2 separate regions of the Mus musculus genome follow, and region 1 is linked to region 2. A link is a loop called in an ENCODE intact Hi-C map of the cell type or tissue named here. Cell type or tissue: heart. All regions are shown on one strand.

Evidence for each region. A loop is a pair of places that touch in the nucleus more often than their neighbours do. Peaks named below come from ENCODE experiments on the same cell type or tissue, not always from the same donor. Only the 100,000 strongest peaks of a DNase experiment are listed, where the experiment ranks them.
Region 1: it touches region 2 in a loop (10-fold over the local background); 9 of 42 quality-filtered maps call a loop at or near these places.

The regions. Positions count from the first base shown.
Region 1 is chrX:8,677,558-8,685,557 of GRCm38, forward strand. Ssxb8 (synovial sarcoma, X member B8) reads right to left here. Exons shown (of 6, transcript NM_001081565.3): 6 at 7,774-7,886. The coding sequence ends at 7,774. Among named protein-coding and RNA genes, the nearest start is that of Ssxb8, 9.3 kb to the right of the region's middle. In heart, no CTCF peak of the experiment used is centred here; no DNase peak of the experiment used is centred here.
Region 2 is chrX:8,543,941-8,551,940 of GRCm38, forward strand. Ssxb6 (synovial sarcoma, X member B6) reads right to left here and starts at 4,315. Exons shown (of 6, transcript NM_001205108.1): 1 at 4,242-4,315; 2 at 3,673-3,787; 3 at 3,284-3,373; 4 at 2,759-2,808; 5 at 2,077-2,152. The coding sequence starts at 4,310. In heart, no CTCF peak of the experiment used is centred here; no DNase peak of the experiment used is centred here.

The DNA of each region.
Region 1 (8,000 bases), 130 kb after region 2:
GAGCTTAGCAGATAGACTATAACCCTGGTAGGCGTTTGGAGCTGCTAGTGTTGGGGAAAGTGGGAGATGGGGCTGTTTTAGCTCACTGTTGGGGAACTGTGGGAGGAGCAGTGAAGACACACTTTGGAAGGGACTGGCCTGGAAACTGAGAGGAGGGCTGATGTTTGCAAGAAAGGGGGAGAGAAGAACCTGCAAAGTAGCAAGAGAGCAAAGCTACAAACAAGGATGGGGAATAATTGTTTCTTCTGCAAAAGCTCCAGTCTACTTCTCTTCTTACTTCACATCTTTGAGGCTCATGGCACTACATGGGTTCTCTACCCAATGACCTTAAGGAAGGTTGCCTTGTAGTTTGGCTAGAATCATGCAACTGCTCCCATGTGACCAAGTTGCCTTCCTTAGCTTGCTCTGGGCTGTTTGCTTAGCCACCATGCTGGTTTGAATGGGAATGGTCCCTGTAGGCTCATAGATTTGCATATTCAGTGACTACTTGAGAGGGATTGAGTGGTATGACCTTGTTAGAGTTGATGTGTCACTGGGGGCTTAGGGCTTCAAAAGTTCAAGGCAGTTCAGTGTTCAGCAGTCTCTGTCTTTCTCCTCTCTCTCTCCTCTCCCTCTCCTTGTACCACTCTGCCTATGGATCAAGATGTAGAATTCCCAGATCCTTCTCTAGCTGCTATATCTGCCTGTGTCCTACCATGTTTCCTGCCATTATGACAATGAAATAAACTTCTAAAATTGTAACCTAGCCCCAATTCAGTGTTTGCCTATACAAGAGTTGCCTTAGTCATGGTGTCTCTTCACAGTGACAGAAACTAACACAGCCACCAAAAGACACTTTTGTTTTTGAACTTTGTACACATAAATGCATCTGACCCAAAAAGAATTTTGTTTCATCTCAGACATATATTCAATTTTAAGAAGAAATGACATTATGCCTTTGTGTAGTGGGTTGGTCTGGTGCTGTTTGTATGCAAATGCTAAATTCTGTACCCCAAGATCTGGCTTCTCCAAAACAAGAAGATCCTTATGTACACCAGCTTTTGTTTTATAAACATTGCCACACCAAGTTATCCATGTTTGCTTAATAAAGATGCCTAAGGCCTGAGCTGGACAGGTGAGAGGAGAAGGAGCAGAGTTCCTTAACTTGAAGTCTCAGTCGAAGACCGTGATGAAAGAAGAAAGAAGAACACGTGGGAGGGGTTGTGAGCCACCATAGAGAAGGTAGATCCTGAGTGTATAGACATGAGGTTGACCAGTAGGAATAGGAGAGGCCCATGTGGAACACGGCAAGTGTCTTAGTTAAGATTTTCCTAATGTGAACAGACACCATGACCAAGTTAACTCTTATAAAGGGCACCACTTAATTGGGGCTGGCTTACAGGTTCAGAGGTTCAGTCCATTATCATCAAGGTGGGAACAGGGCAGCATCCATGCAGGCATAGTGCAGAAACAGCTGAGGATTCTACATCTTCAACTGGAGGCTGCGAATGGAAGACTCACCTCCAGGCAGCTAGAATGAGGGTCTTCTCTTTCTTGTCACCTGCTGCTCTTCCTAAACTTGGCTGTTCTATAGATTGACCTTGAGTTTAGAGACCTGAATTCCTTTGTCTATGGATTAAAGGTGTATACCACCAAGCCTGGATCTAAGAGTAGCTGGGTAGCATCTTGCCCCAAAGTCACACTCTCTTAATGTGGTATCTTCTAGAACACAGGATTCAGCTCCATTCTACTTCCTGGTGCCCCTTTAATTGGACTCTTGAAACATATGTTTTGTTTCTTTCCTTTCTCAACTAGCTCCTTTTCACTAAAATGCTCTTCACAAGAGAGAACTTTAGTAATCACACAACAGAATTTACATCAGGCTGTTTTGAGACTTCCTGTTTCAAAGCAATTAAGCTAAATTTCTCCACCTTAGTGACAGGACAGACTCTTTGGACAATGGCAAGAAGCAGCCACATTCTTCGCCAAAATACCACAGAAACAGTGTCTGAGCCACATACTGAATTTTTTTCTCCACTGAAACCTCTTGGGCCCAGTCCTCACAGTTCAAACCACTCACAGCAGCAGAGTCTTCCATATTCCTTCTAGGATAGCCCATGAAGCCCCACTTAAGGCATTCCATTGCTCTCCAAATCCAAAGTCCCAGAATCTACATTCTTCCAAACAAACACATGTTCAGGCTTATCACAGCAATACCCAACTCCCGGTACCAACCAAAGTCTTAGTTAGTGTTTTACTACTGTGAACAGACACCATGACCAAGGTACCTCTAAAAAGGACAACACTTAATTGGGGATGGCTTACAGGTTCAGAGGTCAGTCTATTGTCATCAAAGAGGGAGCAAGTAAGCATCTAGGCAGGCATGTTGCAAGAGGTGCTGACAGTTCAACATTTTCATCCATAGGCTGCTAGCAGAAGACTGGCTTCCAGGCAGTCTTAAAATCCATGCCCACAGTGACACATCTACTCCAATAGGATCACACCTACTCCAACAGAGTCACACCAACTCCAACAGAGCCACCCACACCTTCTAATAGTGCCACTCCCTGTGCCAAAAATATACAAAACATCACACCCAGGTAGTCACTTATCTTCAAGATATTTTGGTCAACACATGGTTTACATTTGTTTCCTTTAAGGACATTGCTAAGGGATTGAACTAGAATCATGGGTACCTTAGAAGTGTCTCTAAGCTGAGACAAAATGATGTACCATCTAGAGACTGCCATACCCGGGGATCCATTCCATAATCAGCCTCCAAACACTGATACCATGGCATACACTAGCAAGATTGTAATGCCTTGGGCTTGATCTTCAGTACGTGACATGAGTTATTGTTCTGATGGCCATTCAGTGAGTGTTAGTGAGACAGATGACATGGTAAGGATACTTATAGAGAGTGACAAGAACAGCCAGCTTCCAACTTCCATGTAAAATACACAAAAGTGGTGCCTTTTCCTGATTGTCATCATCAATAATGAATGTTTACTGCTACCATCATCTCTTCTTGACATTTGGCCCTTCTTGCCACAATTAGGATGCTGTCTATTTGCCGATAACTAATGGACACTGCTAAACCTGCTAAGCCTCAGGGACCATGCTAAAATGGACAAATAGCTTCTCACTAAAAGACTTATCCAGGCCACACCAGCTATAACCCAGAGCTTCAGAAATTCTGTCTTAGAAGTAGGTACATCCACCTATATACTCCAGTAATACGTGGATTTATACAAGCTGAACTATTTAGGATGATGTAGCAGAGCAGGGAACTTATAAATTTCACCTGTTAACATCCCCTGTAATACCTCTAATGATTCATTTGTTGCTTGAAATATTTGCATTCTATTCATTATGTTCAGTCTCTCTCATTCCAAGAGACACTAAACTTTGTGTCATTGTCAGACTACCGGCTGCTTCCTAAAGCTATTTTGCTCATTGAGCTGGGTGAAAGTAGTGACTTAGAACCAGATTCTCCACGCTAAGAGACTCTCAAGGAGTTTCTGTGGAACGGGGCTGGTCCAGACACTCTAAGAGTGAGAAGTGAAGAGCATCTGGGTGAAGCATCTGAAGATAGGAGGAAGCAAAATTCAGGTACAAACACAGCTTGAATTCTGGATAACTTGCATACAGAACTTCTAAATGTCTCAGCTGGCACTTGGACCATATCAGTTGTATTCAATGTGTATTTCGTATTTTAACAAATAGTTATTATTTTGGGAGTCCTAGTATGTTCATAACAAATCATATACATTTTAATTCTTATAGGAACATATGAAGAACACGTAAATATGCATAAATGAATTGAGCTATGGGTGGTAGCCTTCCATTTAGCATGACTGTAAATCAAAATGGTTTAGAGGGTGTATTTTCAGAACCCTGCACCACAAGGTCCATCCCACATTCCTCTGAACATGCTACTGCAGCTGGAAAGCATTAGACCGCCAATATTAGCATTTGCCTTGGGCTTGATCTTCAGTACGTGGCATGTTTTATTGTTCTGATGGCCATTCAGTGAGTGATAGTGAGACAGATGACATGGTACGGACACTTCTAGAGAGTGACAAGAACAGCCAGCTTCCAACTTCCATTCATGACTCCCAGTTTTCCTTAAATATAAAATTTTCTTCCTCCAACGGAGGACCACTGATTCTGCTTCAAAAGTAGACTATTTTCTCTTCACATTTCATCCTCAAGAATTTATTTCTTTGATGTTTTAAGGCAGCATATAAAGTAATGGGTTTCATGATGACATATTCCCAAACCTTGTCCCAACCCATATTCCCATCTTACTAGTCCCCATCTTTCTCCCTGATTGTCCCTGTAACTACTTTCCTGGCCCGTGTACACAACGTTACTCTTTGTACCTCTTTAAGGACTCCACCTCTCCTTTATGATACCCTTTCCAATTTAATGCCCCCCAAATGCAAAATTACACAAGACACAAATTTAAACATGGTTACTCATTTAAGTTAACCCTGAACCATCTCTTTCTGCATTTGGTTTGTTTTGTTGAACACATCCATTTATCAGCACCTCTGAAACCTCTCTGCATCCTCACATAGTGGTGAAGCAGAGGCCTCCTGTCTCTTCCCTCTCTATAGTTCTGTTCATCAGAGCCATATGCATAGGAACACACATTACCTCCATCATCCCTAGGAGAGTTACATGGGGCATTATGGCTCCTACATACGAGTTCTATGTGAAATGGGCACATGACATAGCTCACCTCATAACATCGACCGTGGAACACTAATAATAGTTCTAGACCTGACTGAAACCTTTATCATACCAACACAGGTTATGTGTCCCTTGCCTGCAGTGGTCCAGAACCCTAGGTCTCATTTGTACTATCTATGTCCTTCAGATATAAGCCTTAATTCTTCTATTCCATAAGCTCTTCTACCTTTGCTGCCATTTGGCTCTGACTTTGGACTTGGCTCTAGTTCTACACTTGTGAGACCTCCCTTAGGCTCTGTTAAGTATCTACTTTATCATCTATTTCTGTTCATATAAAATCCTAAATTTCTGCCGGTGTATCTTATTTTTCTACAGTGGTACCTTGTCCCCTAGGCCTGTTGTATATGTTAGTCAGTCTTTACTAGTAAACCATATCCCAGGCTAAAGAGAAGTATTTATTCAACAATTATTATTTATCTCAATGTATAAGAGGACTCTGTCGTTGTCTTCATACAAACCAGGAGAGGGCATCAGATCCCATTACAGATGGTTGTGAGCCAACATGTGGTGGCTGGGATTTGAACTCAGGACCTCTGGAAGAGCAGTCAGCACTTTAACCACTAAGCCATCTCTCCAGCCCCCGAGGAGTATTCTTTATTGTGAGTTTGGTGAGTACTGCTCACAACACTTTCCTTGTGATGACCTTACTGTCTTCCTCAGCTTGTTTCTCCCTAAATTCTGTTCTAGGGACCTAGGTCAATGTTAATCTCACTTGGAATGTATTCAATCACACTATGTGCAGTAGTCTACTCTTGTAAGCCAGGTACTCCAGAGGATGGGTGGGGCACAAATACCACAATTGGGCTATAAAGTGAGTTCCAGTATAGCCTGGGATGCATAATGGAACATATATCAGTGAACAAAAATAAAGTGAAAGATATTGATTATAGCCCAGGAGAAGCTCTGATCCTGATGACTTGGAATTTGACAGAGGACAACTGATATTTGATGCCAGCCTGGGTGATTTAGTGAAACCTCATCCGGAAATGACACAAACAACTGAGTATGTGTGTTAATTCTGATAGTCTGAGTGTTTCAGAGAAGTCTAGGACATAGTAGTAAAAGTTCCACATTTTCCGACGTGTGATGACATTTCTGAAATTAATTATGTTGTGGTATCTCTCATCTAATCACTAAGAAATGTGTTGGCGATGGCACATGATCTTGGTATCATGTGGGAGACAAGGATGCTTGAGGAATTAGCTCATTAGAACCATGTACTTGAGTCTGTTTCCTACCTTGGGCCTTTCCTATATTCCTTTTTGGACACCCTAATCCAAGATGAAGGGAAGAACAGCCTCCCTTCATAGGCTGCATGTATGGAAAAAGCATCTATCAACTGAGCCCACTGAAAGTGTAACCCCAGAGAAATCGTTCTGCCTTGACTTTCTTTCAGGATTCTGTCAACAATGAAGCAATAAAAACTAGTCCAGTGCAGCTCAGTGGTGAGCCTTTGCCTCACATGCAGGACGGCCTGGTTTCAATCTCTAGAATCAGATAATACACTTACTCCCAAAAAGTTAAAATTAGAGGGTAAAAAAAATAACTTTTGATCTCCATAGATATGAGCATCTGTCTACATTGAGCCTCAGGCTTTTTGGTAGATGAAGGTCCTATGTATGTTCAAGCAAAGCCAGATTCTACCACATCACAGAATTTGGATTTGTCACCTTTGTGCAAACAGGGAAGGAAGTGTATCCTAACCAAACAATGAAACGAGATAGTTGTAAGTAGACACATTTCTAGTGTAGCATGGCAGGTAACAGGTGTCCCTAGTGATGACTTGTATGTGTGTGTGTGAGAGACAGACAACATGTTACCATAGACAAATAGAAGGCTGCTTGGCAGTCTCAGGGAAGGAGAGGGCAGTGTGCTTCAGTGCAATGATAGCTGACACACGATTCCTATATCACTACAGGGCACAAAACCAGCAATATGCATTAGGTATATGCCTTGCTAAATGGAATGTTGATAGGCTTATTATATTTCCAATTGTTTTTTGAGTTATTTTGTGCTTGTATGCATGGATATGCGTGTATGTGTGTGCACGCACAGATGTGTTCAGTTGTGAATAGCAAAGGACACTGTGAGGGAGCCAGTTCTCTGTGTCTACCATGTAGTTCTTTATGATTGAACTCAAGTCTGACAGCAGGACCCTTTATCACTGAGCCATTTAGCCTGCTTGAAACATTGGTATTCTGCCAGAGTGTCTGTCACACATCAAGTCAATACTAACAGAGTACTTAGCATGTACTACCCACAGTGCTGACCAGATGCTTGCCATACAGAAAGATCTTTGTTTAAAGAGTGCCTGGCACAGAAAGACCAGTTCTAGTGGGGCTCAATACTGTGACAATAATAATAGGAAATATTTGGCACGACGGAAAAAGACTCCTAACAGTGTTTGGCACATCCTACAAAATTGCTAAGAGAACAAACACGTGACACATGCTTAACTCAGAATTCCAGGAGACTTTTATAAATAAATAAATATAGGTATAAGTGTATATCATCAATAAATATATAAATAAATGTATGTATCTATACTGCTGATATTTAGTCTTTCAAAGCTGTAGCTGTGATGTTGAGTCGCCACTCCATCCTTCCACCTTGGGCTTATTTCGACTGTCTGTGGTTGAGACAAGAAAGAGAAGGGAGAGACATGCTACTGAGTTGCCACCACCTACTCAGCGCTCTGTTTCCACCTGTCCTCCACAGCCTGCATGCTCTCCTTCTGCCCATCTTCAAAGCTCTGTCCCACAAGCACACCCTCTTCTAGAGCATGGGCCTGCCTCACCAGAGGAAGTAATGGCCTACAATTTGAGTGATAACCTGGGATTTAAAAGCCCATAGCATCCTGGCTAGGGAAGGTCTCCAAACTACCCAGCACTACAGTAACAGAAGCATGACATACTGCTTCCGGTTCAGACTTGCACCCCAAAGGACTAGAAGTGGATGATTGGGTAGGGTCTAATACCGTATGGGAAACCTGTGTGTTCTGGGTTTGTGAGATGCGTCAGAGGACAACTTACTGGTTCAGTAATCATCGTCTTCTTCCTCTTCAGGATCACTAATCTCTTCATATATCACTCGATACTTCCTCTCTCGCAGCCGGTGGCTCCAAACATTGACCTGAATGCCACTAGTTTCTAAAATGTGGAGAGGTTAGTACATGAGTGCAAGGCTTTTCTCATCAGAAAAGAAGAGGGCTTGGCCCTCCCATGAGCCTCTGGGCCTTTACTGCTGGCTCACGAGACTGAGAT
Region 2 (8,000 bases):
TATTAGGCGAAGAAAAGCGCTGGAAGAAGCCACAGGCTCTGGGAGAGGCAGGGATATGAAATACATGGCTGCACACAGAAGCTGGTGGTATACTGTGTGCACAGTATGTAAAGCGTGAACAGAATGAAGGAGATAGCACTGCATGCACCTTGGTGCCACATGCAGATGAACGCACCATGGTGGCATGAGGTAATGAACACACAATGGTAGTGAGTGCAAATGAATGCACCATGGTGGCTTGTGCAGGTGAACGCACCATGCTGGCATGTCCAGGTGAATGCACTGTGGTGGTTTGTGCATGTAAATGCCCCGTGGTGGTGTGTGCATGTGAATGCAGCAGTGGACAGGATAGAAAGAAAGGAGACAGTGATGTAGGTATTAAAGAACCTCGTGCCAGAGGTAGTATCTCATGTGATGCTGGTGAGAGCACTTCAGGTGGAACTGGGCAAGCTGGTGCCTACACCCTTTCAGTTGATATGCCAAGATGTGCCATTAGTCACTAATCCTCAGCTACCTTTCATTCACCTTCCTGAGTCATGCATGAGGGAGTATATGTACAACTAAAAGAAGTCAGAAACTGAATGTAAAGCCTTTTATTGTATGTTTACATTTGTATTTCTGTGTATGGCTCTGTGTATGTGGAACATGTATGTGGGTATGCCTGTGGAGGAAACACTGTGTCAGATACTCTGGAACTAGAGTTTCAGATAATAGTAAGCACCTACATATGCACTATCAGGATTCCTCCCTTCACACAGTCAGTCCTTTCTTGGGGCCTCACTGGTCACTAACCTCTGCTCCCAGAATTCTCTCTACACTACACTGGACCCTGCAGCTGTCGAAATCCCCATTCCATATCAGGTGCCTCCTGGGGGTCCTCTGTCTTGGGGCTGTGGGGCAGACAGTTCTCAGGTATAGATATGTCCTGAACTCGATCATAGTGGAAGGGGTGTACCATGAAAGCCCTGTCAGTTGTAGCCATAACAGAGCATGGGCCCTTCACAGAGCATAGGCCAGCTGGAGATCCCTATGTGGAAAGTGAGTGTCAGGATGAAAGAATGTGCAAGCTCTGCGAGAGAATACTGACAGGAGCTTCACCTGGGCTTCAAAAACTAAGGAAGACTGTACTACACTTCAGTGGGTTGGGCTTTAGGTTAGCTAGCAAGCTAGTGGAACTGCTCTTTGGGTCAATAATCTAGTGCAGTTGAGGCAATCCTCATTATCAGTACTCTAAGTAACAAAATGCTCTAATTGGAGAAACTCAGGTCCTGTACTGTAAGTATGACCAAGAACCTGTAGTTATACAGGACCCCTTTGAAACCCGGTCCTATGATTTTGCTAAATGCGTGTATTATAAACTGTTTTATAAACTCATATGTCTCTACCCATAGTTGAAAGGAGCTCTGAGACAGCATCAGAGAAGTTGTTTTGTACAGTTATTGGTGGCTACTGCAGAAACTCCCATCTGGTTAGACTGCACAAAGTAAGTGTCTATGGATTGCCCACAAAACATCAAACATGTCACACACACTCTCCCCCCAAGCTCAAGTTCAATAACAGAAGAGGGGGATCGAGAGATTTGAAGAGGCAGAAGACATTCGCACCAGAGCAATGTAGTGTTTGAGGGACATGACATGGTTATTAGACTCATGAACACACACAGTAAATGTCTTTGCCCCTATGAGACCTGCACAAGATCAAGCCTGCCAATACTCTGGCATGGACTGATTGGGAACTCATGTGCTCTTAACAGAAGGTGGCTTTTGTGGGAGGAAATGTCCATTTTAAAATTTTGCCCCCTGGTATGTCAACCATACTCTAGTGGATGGTTCTACATTCCACAGTATGTAGATAGCACAAATTGGCCTTGGGTTTTTTTTATAAAAAAATAACAATAAAAAGGTATGGATGTTGGGTGAAAAACAGCTAGGAAAAACTTTTATATTCATTGGATGAAAGGGGGGTATGTGTGAATATGATTAAAATAAATTATATAAAATCCTCAAAGAGTTAAATTTCTACCATGTTGACAAACAATAACTTATGTTAAGGAATAGGAAGTAGATTGGACCCAACCTGCCAAGTTTGAATCATTCTCTCCAGAGTCATGGCTTCCTTCTACATTATGAATACTTATTGTCACTGATGTCAGCTATAAAGAAATCAGAGAAAAGGCATTTTTGCAAATAGTAATCTGCAGGGAGTGTTTCTGCTACTTGATATAGGGTGATCTAATTTGCTGGATAATATTTAGAACAGTGCTTGGCAAATAAATAAAATCATCACACACCAAAATTAACCAGACCCAAAGATTCAATGACTATAACTATATGGACTAACGATATATAACTCTATGAAAGATAGAGTTAGAATTGGCATTTGAAACAGCATGTGAAGCTGCATATTAAAAATTACACTTTAAGTATCAAACATACATGTATACTCTTATCCACCACCAAGAAGAAAATTGTGTCCTCAACAATGTGGAACGGAATAATGGGAAAAAAATGTTGGCTAGTGAGATGGCTCAGTGGTAAAGAGCACTGGCTGCTCTTCTGAAGGTCCTGAGTTCAAATCCCAGCAATCACATGGTGGCTCACAACCATCTGTAATGAGATCTGATGCCCTCTTCTGGGGTGTCTGAAGAAAGCTACAGTGTACTTACATATAATAATAAATAAGTCTTTAAAAAAAACCAATGTGGACATGAAATGAGGGACAAACAGTGTGTACTCCTAAAGAGAGAGTTGATACTTACCTTCATTCGTTTTATCGGTGTCACACCAAAAGATCCTTCAAAGCATTCATCTACAGATAGTGACAAATCAGAAGGTTTTGTTTGTTAGTAAATATTCCAAAGGCTCAGAATCTTGCTGATTTAGGGAAGGCTAGAGTGGAGAGTGGGCCCATTCATGGAGGAGGAGCTAGTGGAGCCTGGCTCTCTTTCATCTGACCAATGACAGGTGCCCTTTTAGAAGTCTCCTTCTGATTGGATAGGAAGTGTCAGCTAAGCCACATCACTGCATCATCCCCTCACAAGCTGGTAGAACACAGGGCATTCTGACTCTCTTTGAAGGTGTTACACATTGGCCATTTACTTATTATCCAGTATAATCTACACAATAATGTTTTAGAATTGTGCATGACAGGATCTTCTACATAATCCTCAGAGTGAGCTCTGTTCCACACAACCCTGATCTGAACAAGAAAAGAGCTGCCTAACAACTTAGCATGCATCTTGACTGAGAAGGTGAACTTTCACAGCTCCTCCCTCATCACTCACCATCACTGTCATGAATTTCAATGCCTTCGACCAGGGATTGCTTGGCCTGCTCCTTGCCACGCATGAAAACTGGTTGGTTCACAGTGACACCTAAGAGGAAGCAGAGTGCTTGTTCTTTAACAGGCAGCACAACGAGGGGAAATGGTGCCTTGAACTGGGTGACAGCCCACATCTTAAGGCCTATAAGAGGCCGGCACTCTATTGCCTATGATCTATGCTGTCAGCTCTGCAAAGTGTGGAAAAGAGCAGCTGCAGGCTCGACAAGCACCTTGACATTTCTCAGGAAAGAAAGGTATTGAGGGAGAGGGCCCTCCTACAGGTTGAGAAGATGAGGCATAGCAAACAAACTGGGAACCACCAGACTGGTCTGAACCCAGATTTCATCTTACCTAGGTCAGTCATTCTGATGTAGTTTCTTTTCATGTACACATAGGCACTTTTCTGCCATTGAGTCAGCTTTACCCACTCTTCATCAGAGAAGTATGTAGAAATATCCTGGAATGCCTAGAAAAGAAGGGAATGAAAACTCTGGAAACTGCTCTGCTGGATGTGTGTACCATTCATCCCAGAATGCCCTCTGTGGTGGAGGACCTTTGTGGTCCACCAGAGAATCAACACAATTGATCCTGGGAAACATGAGGGTTGAGCAAGTGACAGCCTTTTCCCCATCCACTAGAAATGCTCAATGCTGCTCATGTGTTCTCCTCCCCCACTTACAAGGGACTGAGTGTCACCAAATAAATGTAGTACTATATCACTAATCTGAAGTGTTCAGGGAGGCTGTAGAAGGACTCATGGAGCATTTATACATGGAAAGAAAACCTGAGACTTACAGAGGTCCAGTGGAGACTGTAGTCCTTGTCCCAAGTGCCTCTGATTTCCACCTTCTGGTAAGTCATTCTACAGTGGCCCTTGGTCACTCAGCTGCTTCTGTCCACCCCATTATTGGCCCCCTCACCTTGCAGATATTCTTTGGTTCATAAAGCACTTCCATGGGGATCTTTTCACAGGAACTCACTGTTTCCATGTCAGTGTGATTTTGAAAAGACACAATCTTGTCTTCTTCAAGCACAAAACCAAATGTCCTGTGAAGGAAGGGGTTGCAGATAGACAGTAAGAGTCGGTAGCCAACATTTCTTGTAGTCCTCTTCACCCCGAGATCATCAATCCTTGATTAGATGAGGGGAGGACTTGGAAGAGAGAAGGAAGGGGGAGTACAATTGGGGGATGCTTAGAGTAAGTAAATGAGTAAATAAGTATATGTAAAGTAATAAACACTATAAACTTTTTAAGAAAAGACCGTTCTGGGCGCTGCTGAAACTTAAATACACGTGTCTATTTCATTACCTACTCTTAAGTTTTTCCCCTGGAGACAGAATATAGCTAGGTTGCTAAGGTTAACAGAGAAACCATGAACCCATACACTTCTCCTGTACCTGCCTTTTAAGGAATTTAGATCACCATTTTGTAGTACAGTGCACTGCATCATGTGTAGATTTTGATGTGGTGTGTCCAATATATACTTGGTGAGAGGACTGCCACAGATTTAATAGTCCCCTCCCCAACTGATGGTTTCCAGGGACCTAGGAAATGGCTATATGGCTATGCTGTGCTGAAAGGGGGTGTACATGTTAAGTAGAGTATGACCTGCTGGGCTATTTCTAGGGTAGTTTAGATAAAAGACCTAGAATCTCCACATCTACAGGACCAACTGTCACACAAGTTCAAAGACCTTGGCACATCTCAAGATACACTAACCAGGATCCTCAAGCTAAATCCTTCAGAAACCTTTTAGTGAGTAGACATTGAGGTGTCTCTGGGACCTTGAAGACTGTGTCTTCATCCAAGAGGAAGTTTTAAAGTAGCCCCTCAGACAGAGATCATTTGGTGTCACTGAGGATGGAGGAAATCTCAAGGCAAATAGGAAGTTTCAAAGTTTGTGAAGCTAAGAGGTATACTACTTCCCTCACAAAGAGTGACATACAGTCTGTCAGACATAAAAGGGTTATAATTTCTAGGTTTCTTAAGTAATTGCCCAGTGTGATGGTTTAGCTCAAAGAACAGTTCTAAGGGCTGAGGAATGCTGGAGACACAAGAAAGGCACAGGTTGGTCTATACAGGCTAACTTTTCTATGTTTTAAGGTTTAGTTTACTCGGACATCCCCAAGGAAGAACCTACCTCAGACAGGAAGGGAAAAAGGTGTGTTTATCCAAGAAGAAACCCAAATATGAACCTTGATTCAGCTGTTGCTAGAGGCTCAGCAACCAGGGCAGCCAAACCCTTTGAATTCCTCAGGGAACTGAGGGGGGAAGTGAGGTAAGAACAGAATGTTGGAGCCCAGTGTTCCAGGCAGGAAGTACATCACCAAAGAGATGTTCTAAATATCCCCACTAAAGTATGATGATCCCCACCCCCTGGCATTGCTTTCTCCTGGATATGTTTGACTGTTGAAACGTTCATTTTCTGTATACCTGGGCTTTCACTTATATCTAGACAACACTCTACTGGGCAGTTGTTTCTCTAAAAAAAATGGCTAACCACTTCAAATATTTCTCCTCTGTCTAGCTTAGTCATTCTAATATGGGAACTCTTTACAGTAAACCCATAACATTTCAATTATTTATTAAATGCAAGCATTAGTGTTAAAACTATTCCTATATGTGCTCTTTCTCCAAAGACCCAAGAGCTTGTTTTCCACCAATATTCTTATGAATAATAGCAAAACAATCTGCATGTGATTAGAGTTGATTTTGCTATTGAAAGGGTTGCAAGTGCTTCTGTTAAGAAGGCTTTTTTACTCAAATAGTATGTGCCTCCACTGGCCCCTTAATGCTTTCTGACTGTACATTCTGAGGACTGCTCTATCAATAATAACCTGCTCAGAATGACTGAGACATTTCTTTTTTTTTTTGCATTTTTATTAGGTATTTAGCTCATTTACATTTCCAATGCTATACCAAAAGCCCCCCATACCCACTCACCCCCACTCCCCTACCTGCCCACTCCCCCTTTTTGGCCCTGGCGTTCCCCTGTACTGGGGCATATAAAGTTTGCGTGTCCAATGGGCCTCTCTTTCCAGTGATGGCTGATTAGGCCATCTTTTGATACATATGCAGCTAGAGTCAAGAGCTCCGGGGTACTGGTTAGTTCATAATGTTGTTCCACCTATAGGGTTGCAGATCCCTTTAGCTCCTTGGCTACTTTCTCTAGCTCCTCCATTGGGAGCCCTGTGATCCATCCATTAGCTGACTGTGAGCATCCACTTCTGTGTTTGCTAGGCCCCGGCATAGTCTCACAAGAGACAGCTACATCTGGGTCCTTTCGATAAAATCTTGCTAGTGTATGCAATGGTGTCAGCGTTTGGATGCTGATTATGGGGTGGATCCCTGGATATGGCAGTCTCTACATGGTCCATCCTTTCATCTCAGCTTAAAGCTTTGTCTCTGTAACTCCTTCCAAGGGTGTTTTGTTCCCACTTCTAAGGAGGGGCATAGTGTCCACACTTCAGTCTTCATTTTTCTTGAGTTTCATGTGTTTAGGAAATTGTATCTTATATCTTGGGTATCCTAGGTTTTGGGCTAATATCCACTTATCAGTGAGTACATATTGTGTGAGTTCCTTTGTGAATGTGTTACCTCACTCAGGATGATGCCCTCCAGGTCCATCCATTTGGCTAGGAATTTCATAAATTCATTCTTTTTAATAGCTGAGTAGTACTCCATTGTATAGATGTACCACATTTTCTGTATCCATTCCTCTGTTGAGGGGCATCTGGGTTCTTTCCAGCTTCTGGCTATTATAAATAAGGCTGCTATGAACATAGTGGAGCATGTGTCCTTCTTACCAGTTGGGGAATCTTCTGGATATATGCCCAGGAGAGGTATTGCTGGATCCTCCGGTAGTACTATGTCCAATTTTCTGAGGAACCGCCAGACTGATTTCCAGAGTGGTTGTACAAGCCTGCACTCCCACCCACAATGGAGGAGTGTTCCTCTTTCTTCACATCCACGCCAGCATCTGCTGTCACCTGAATTTTTGATCTTAGCCATTCTGACTGGTGTGAGGTGGAATCTTAGGGTTGTTTTGATTTGCATTTCCCTGATGATTAAGGATGTTGAACATTTTTTCAGGTGTTTCTCTGCCATTCGGTATTCCTCAGGTGAGAATTCTTTGTTCAGTTCTGAGCCCCATTTTTTAATGGGGTTATTTGATTTTCTGAAGTACACCTTCTTGAGTTCTTTATATATGTTGGATATTAGTCCCCTATCTGATTTAGGATATGTAAAGATCCTTTCCCAATCTGTTGGTGGTCTTTTTGTCTTATTGACGGTGTCTTTTGCCTTGCAGAAACTTTGGGGTTTCTTTCTTTTTTTTTCCATTTTTTATTAGGTATTTAGCTCATTTACATTTCCAATGCTATACCAAAAGTCCCCCTTATCCACCCACCCCCACTCCCCTGCCCACCCACTCCCCCTTTTTGGCCCTGGTGTTCCCCTGTACTGGGGCATATAAAGTTTGCAAGTCCAATGGGCCTCTCTTTCCAGTGATGGTCGACTAGGCCATCTTTTGATATATATGCAGCTAGAGTCAAGAGCTCCGGGGTACTGGTTAGTTCATAATGTTGTTCCACCTATAGGGTTGCAGATACCTTTAGCTCCTTGGCTACTTTCTCTAGCTCCTCCTTTGGGAGCCCTATGATCCATCCATTAGCTGACT